2 separate regions of the Homo sapiens genome follow, and region 2 is linked to region 1. The links are chromatin contacts, found by Hi-C in ENCODE. All regions are on one chromosome and are shown on one strand. Each heading gives the region's core, a stretch centred on a gene start or an enhancer-like site at or near the end of the contact. The rest is flanking DNA. Distances are from core to core; before and after follow the strand shown.

The links. A loop is a pair of places that touch in the nucleus more often than their neighbours do. Pooled maps may share reads with other maps.
Region 2: a pooled map shows a loop between it and region 1 (3-fold over the local background). The contact joins the promoter of LINC02923 here to the promoter of SDC1 in region 1. A Hi-C loop is called at or near these places in 2 of 37 single-sample maps with no recorded cell type and 2 of 50 pooled maps.

What each region holds. Positions count from the first base shown.
Region 1 is chr2:20,222,894-20,226,384 of GRCh38, forward strand. It overlaps SDC1 (syndecan 1), which reads right to left and starts at 2,237. Exons shown (of 5, transcript NM_002997.5): 1 at 1,909-2,237. The coding sequence starts at 1,974. RefSeq lists enhancers at 1-445, 2,205-2,884, 2,885-3,491 and silencers at 604-803, 1,214-1,673, 1,694-1,753, 1,794-2,213, 2,274-2,653.
Region 2 is chr2:23,385,880-23,389,060 of GRCh38, forward strand. It overlaps LINC02923 (long intergenic non-protein coding RNA 2923), which reads right to left and starts at 1,439. Exons shown (of 6, transcript NR_187213.1): 1 at 1-1,439. The region is part of intron 1 of KLHL29 (kelch like family member 29); the gene reads left to right. RefSeq lists silencers at 1-416, 657-776, 797-966, 1,137-1,186.

The sequences.
Region 1 (3,491 bases), core at 987-3,486:
TGCTGAGGCCCCATCATGTGCGAGAATGGGGCAGTGAGGTGATGCCCAGCGGTCCAGGGAGGTAAGGCACCCAGCTCCATTCTCTTCTCCAAACTCGGAGCGAAGACTCCAAGCACAGTCTCAGTTCCACAGAAACCACCACCCTAGAGAGCAGCTTCTTGGACCTGAAAGCCAGGAGTGCATGAGACCCAGCTCGGAAATCATGGCCCTCCCCGTGCTCCCAGATACCCCTCACAGTCCAGCCCATTCACAGTTCAATAGGCACAGGGACCTCTCCTGGACCGGAAAATGTCTGGAAGCACGAGTCACCTGGGAAGCAGGGAGGGCGCTTTACACATCGGTCTCAGAAACGACTGTCCCTACCTCATCTCCCATGAGACAGACTCTGTAAAGAAAAAAAAAACCAAAGCGCTCAATAACTGGCAGCTACTACACGAGGCAACGCTTACGGAGGGTCAGCGCTGCTGAGACTTGTCCAGATGCCACATTAGCAGTGGAGAACCCGAGTGCCCACCCCGCCCCCGCCCCTTCCCTGCCCACGTGCCTCCCTTTGCCAGAGCTGGGGAAGTCGAACTGTCCAGATGTAGTGGCGAGACACCGCCACTTCCGGAAGGGGAAGCGCCCCTGGCTCCGCACCTCCCCTCTGCATCCCTGGGGATGGCCGAGCCGGCCCGCAGGAGGGACCCCGGGACGCCAGCACCGGGCGCGGGGGCTGGGGAGGCGAACTCGGGCGGCAGACTCGGGCACCGGGCGGCCCGCGCTGACACCTGGCTGCGGCCCAGGTCCCAGCCCCCGTCAAGGCCGGCGTTACGGGGCTGTTCCCAGGAAAGGGTTACAGGGGCCGAGAACAAAGCGCCCCCATTGGGGAAGGCGGGCTAGCGGCCGGTGGCCGGGGCGGGAGAGCCACTTTCTGGGGACCCTCAGGCTGCTCTTTGTCGGCCACGTCCCTCTTTAGTGGAGCGTCAGCCCCGCTGAAGGTGGATGCTGCATCCCACCCAAAGGCCTCTTACAGCCCCGAGCTCCACATCTGCCCCTCTTTTCTCCCAGCTGCACTGGGCGGGCCAAGGGACCCGCCTTCCCTCCGCGCGGCTTCAGCACAAAGCCGAGCCGGGGAGCGGGAGGCCATTCCCGGGTCCCCTCGCGTGGAAGGCGCCTGCGCCTCGGCCGTGCCCGGCACGGGAACGCGCCCTCCGGGGCCAGCTCAACTTCAGCAGCCCAGAAGTTGGGCTCCTCCGGGTCTCCAGCGTTCCGAGGCCAACTTCCCGGAACCTCCCGCTGCCGGGCCGGCTCAGCTCACCTCGAGCCGCCCACGGCAAGCCCGAGGGCCCTGCAGACGCTCGCCCGCGCCCCCCACGCAGCCCTGGCCCGGCTCCCCGGGCCAACGCGGCCGCCTCCCGCTCCCGCGCCGGCCGCGCTGCGCCCAAACTTGCCCTGGCGCAAGGGGCGGGGCGCCCGGGCTCGGCGGCGCTGGGGCGCAAGCCCGCGGGTCTGGTTTGAATTAGGGTCTGCAGGGGGGGCGTTGTGGCCGCGGTCACTGCATCCCCCCGGGTCACCGACGGGGGCCCGGCCGCCGCGGTGGCCGGGGCGAGGAGGGTGGGAACGGGCGACCCCGGGCGCCGCTGTGGGCTGGCGGGCTCCGACAGATGTGGAGACGTTTTACATAATTGAGCGCGGGGCCCCGGCCCCCCACCCTCCCCAGCGCGGGACCGGTGCGGCACCCACCGACAGCGGAGGAAATTGGGGCTGGAGCCCTGGTCTCGGGGCTCACCGTCCCGGGACCCGCTGGGCTAGCGCGGGAAGAAGGGAAGTCTTCGCTCCCCCTCCCCCTCCACGTGCACCCGCCGGCATCCGCGGGTGACCAGTCCCGGCTTCCCGCCGCCTCCCCGCCTGGCCGCCGGCCGCACTCACCGGCAGGGCCGGCTGCAGGCTCAGCGCCAGCGCGCACAGCCAGAGCCAGAGCGCCGCGCGCCTCATGCTGCCCGGACCGGCGGCGGGAGAGCGGCAGGCTGCGCGGGTCGCGGCTGCGGGCCGGCTTCGCGGGTTCCGCTGCTCGATGCTCTCTTGGGCGCCTGCCCAGCGCGCCGCTGTCCCAGGCGAGGGCTGCAGGGTCCGCCGGCTGGAGTCCGCTCTCTACTGCCGGATTCCTCTCCGCTCGGCTCGGATTCGGCCCGCACCTCTCCCGCCGAGCTCCGCCTTATAATAAACCCACAGGCCCTTCCTTAGCCGTTGCAAAAACTGGCCCCCCACCCCCAGCTCCGCCAGGTCTCCCGGCCAGCCCCAGTCCACACCCCCCAGGACCCCGCCCCCCAGCCACCCCTCCCGGCCCCTTCGGAACGCCCCACCCCCGGCCCGCTCCTAAGGTTCTTGCCTGCTTGGCTCCCGCTCCTCCGGTGGCCGAACGTCGCTTTCGGGAGCTGTGGTCCCCGCAAGCCGCGGTTCCCGGCCTTTCAGCTCGGCTGCTCCCTGGGTGGTGGGGCCGAGGCGCACCCCCTTCTGCCCGGGCCCGGAGTGCGGAGGCGCAGCCCGGGAGAGGGGCTGAAGGGGGGCAGGCAGTCCTCGGGCGCGAGTGTGCAGCGCCCTCTGGGCGTGGACGCGGAGCGCGCTCCAGGTGCGCAGGACTCCTAGCTCTCTTGGGGAACGCTTTCTGGGGCAGGGCGGGGACCCGGGGGCGATGGGGCCTTCAACCGACGGGCAAACACACACAGACACACCCCGGCTGTCCTCCAGCTGCGATGCGGCTCGCTGCGCCCCGCCGGCCCAGATTCTCCCGTACGCTCGCGTTCTTCCTGCACTCCACAAAGTGCTGGAGACTTGGGGCCTTAGTTTAAACAGCTGCACCCGCACGGAAGGGCTGCAAGAAAAAGGGGGACGGGGGCGGAGTTCGCAGCGTTTTTCTGTGGAAGACAACGCCCTCTCTCTTCATCTGAGCTAAAAGGAAAAATAAGTAACTTCTTTGTTCCCCGGTGACCTCGGGCACGCGGATCTGAGGAGCACCGTGCAGTTGCTGCTCCTTCGAGATCCCCTGCGAGGCCCTGGGCCTCAGTTCAAAAAGCTGTGGAAGGCCTGCGGGTGTAGGGGAAACGGCCGAGAGAGCAAAGGGGAAGAACCGGACGGGCCCTGCCCACATCTGGCAGGCAGGAGAGATGGTGCCAAACGACCTTCGCACCTGGGCCCTGAGACCAAAGATGGCGTCGTCCTCCCCTGTCTTCCCTAGGCGGAAGGCAAGAACTTGGGTCGGCCTGAGCTGGGGACCAAGAAAATATCGGGAAGTGTCCAGTGTTCCTCTTTAAAAGAATTAAACCTTCCTGGGCCACGCAGGGACTGACCGTGGGACCCTGGACTCTCCTCCACCTTCCACCGTGGAGCAGGCTCTGGAGCCGAGCAGCCTCCTGCGTCCCCATCTCATCCCCCCACTCCTCCTCACAGCACTAAAAGATGATGGCCTGCTTGTACCCCTGCTCCTGAGCACCTGTTTGACCTCAAAGAGCTCT
Region 2 (3,181 bases), core at 189-2,688, 3.2 Mb after region 1:
GGGGCCGGAACCCGGAACCCTGGGCTCGGCTTCGGCGGCGGCGGCGGCGACAGGAGCCTCCCGCGTCTGGACTCGCAGGCTGCAGGAGCCCTTGCGCCTGCGCTGCTCCAGGGGGAAAAAAAGGGGGGGAAAAAACTTCCTGCCCCCGGGTGTGTATGCACCGGGGCTGCCTGGGGCCACTGTCACGGTGTTCGGAGGTGCTGGAGGCTTGTGTGACCCCTGGCCGGAGCAGCCCCCCTGCTGGGCCCGGCGGCGCGCGCCCCTCTCCAGGCCACGTTCCCCTGAGCGGCCCAGGGCCCCGGCCGGGCAGGAGACCTGGAGGCGACGGAGGGCTGGCCCCCAGGGGCGGCCGCGCGCACTGTCCTTTGGGGAGGTGCGCGCCTCTGTGCAGCGAGAAGCCAGGTTGGGGTTTTCTGCCCCTCGCGTCCTCTGATCTCGCATTTGGGGACTGGGTCTCTTTACTCAATCCCAAGTAACTTTCGAGGTAGATGAGCTCGAAAACCGTCGGGAGGGAACCCGCACAGACCTTATTGTGACCCACCCCACCCCGACACACACACGCACACTTCCCTTGACACCTTGTGGGTGCCAGCGTGTTGTGGGGGGACGCGGAAAGGAGAGCTCACGGGGACGGCGAAGCGGCCAGGAGGTGGTGTCGTTGGGGAGGGGTTGTTGATGTGTGGGACAGGGTGGACCTGGAGATGTGTAGTGTGGGAGTGTGAACGCGCGCCCCGATGGCCTCGGGGGGCCGGGGGAGCCCAGGGCTCGCGTCCCGGTCTCCGTGGCCTGGAGCGGGCTGAGAGCGCTAGGGTTATCTGCGGTCGCCGCGCGGGTGCCCGCGCTGGGCAGCGTCGGCCCCGGGCCCCAAGGGAGGGACGTGCTCGCCTGGGGCCGGAGCGCGGGGCTGGGAGCCGGGGTAGGTCGGAGGTGGCTCTTAGGGCAGGTCGCCTCTGCGTTGCCTGGGGAAGGCGGGGACGCGCTGCCTGCCTGCGGCCAGCCGTCTCGGAGGAGGGGGTGGCGGCCACGCGCGAGTCTCGGATGCCTGGGTCCACCCGCTGAGAAGCCAGTTGTCGTCCCTGGGCTGTGGAACCAAGCGGCAGACGCGGTCCGTTGGCGGGCCCTCGCGCGGGCCCCCAGAGATGCTGATGGGTAAGGAGCTGCCGCCGCCGCCGCTGCCATCCCCGCCGCTCTGCAAACGTTCTCCTCCCTCCCTCCCGTGCTTGCGCCGCGGCGCGCCCCGGGCGAATCGTGGACGCAGGTATTTATGTAGCATTAGGCGAGACCTCGGCGCTGGAGGGACCAGACCGTGGAGGACGCCGAGCTGCTGCTGCCTGCGAAACTTCCACTTCGGCAGCTCAGCGGCATCCCGGCCCGCTGCTGCAGGTTCCAGCCTCTCTCCAGTCCAGCAACGCTGGGATTCGGACTCCTCTTGCAATGACAGATCTGTCCTGGTTACGGCTGTATTTATACTAGTTTCAGTCTCTTTAAAGTCATCTGTCTAGTCACTACAGAGTTTCTTCCTCGCCGTGTGGTCTTATCACTAACTCAGCCCTGGGAGGGCAGATTTGAGGAATTGCTTCATTTTCAGATGAATGACAGCAGACTTGTCCCACCTCATTCCTGATTTATTATTATTATTATTATTATTATTATTATTATTATTATTATGGAAAGAAGGTATAGAGCTTTTTAATTTTTTTGTGAGGGAGGAGAATGAACAATTTTATAGATTGTTCTTTCCGACACTTAGAGAAAACATGTCCAGTAAGCACTAGTGAATACTTTAAAGGCTGGTTGGCATGCGTGTATTTGATTAGTCCATAATCTAGGTGTTTATACAGGTATGGAGCTGTGTGCTACTGATGAATAGTCTCCGTCCCATACATTGTGCTGGAGTGCACTTGATTTATCACCCTGCTATAAATCAGGGAATTACTAGCACATGTGCCTTTTAAACTCTATATGAATTTAATGGCATTTAAATTGGTTTATGGGCTGATGCATCTAACCAATTTTAATAACTTTTCTGCACAAACATCTTATAAACCATATTTGCCTGTGATTAAGAAAAACATTTTCTTCTCCTCGGTCTCTCGGTTATGGAAATTTATAGGTCTCCAACTTTCATTTGCAAGCAGCAATCCAAACGAAATACCTAGAGTTTTACTGAAATAAAATATCCTATGGTAGCCATGGTAACAAATAGATTAAGGGTTATTGGTTTTCATCTGAATGTGATGGGGGGTGGGGATCTAGTGTTGTGTCTTTTTAATTATGTTTCTAATGAGTGGTGGTCATACTTCAAGTACTCAGTGTGGGAGACAAGCAAGACTGAGAATTCAGGTTTGTGGGAGGTTTATTGAAACAAAGACTAGTAGAGCCCAGGAGAATGACTTTTGCTAACTGCAGCTCCTCATATCTAGGAACAAAATGGATAAAAACCTTTTTTTTGTTTTTCCAGTAGATGAGCATTGAGTCAGTCACTTTAAGACCGGAAAATGCATTTTGCTTATAAACTATTACCAAAGGAACCTCTAAATCCAGCCTGTTTTCTAGGAATAAACATGTTGGAAGTGTGGCGGTTGGTGTGGATTGAGTGTCACCGTTGTTATCAACACCTGTCAGTTTAAGTGAGGCACATCATTAGTCTATTCAAATCTTGCCTATTTCAGTATTCATGCATTTCCATGGTGATCCATTCATTTTTATTTAGTCAACCTTATAAATCTTTGGCATCAATTTTAGTTGTGCCATCTTTTTCCTTCTTTTATCAATTGATTTGGCTACAAACCATTCCTAGTTTAAAGTATCTCCTTCTTTTTTCCTGCTAGTTTCTAAAAGCCTACACTATTCCCAGCTACATACAGATATAAAGGAGTTAATTTTTTTTCATCAACTCAAATGGCACCCCTAATACTAATGTCATTTTTTGGCATCTCATTTGATATGTATGTGTACATGGGTTTTTTTTTTCTTTCTTTCAGCAGGCTTACTGTAAAGCTTTCTCACTTTTTGGCTGGGAGACATCAATTCAGTCCAGCAGAACTAACTAAAGTTTTTCCTTCCTTCCTCCTTTTTGCTTCCTTCCTTTTTTTCTTTCTTTCTTCTTCTTTTTTTTTTTTTTTTTTTTAAAATCCCAGTACTGTTATGGCTTAGGCATTCTTTGTGTCATCGGTTGTAT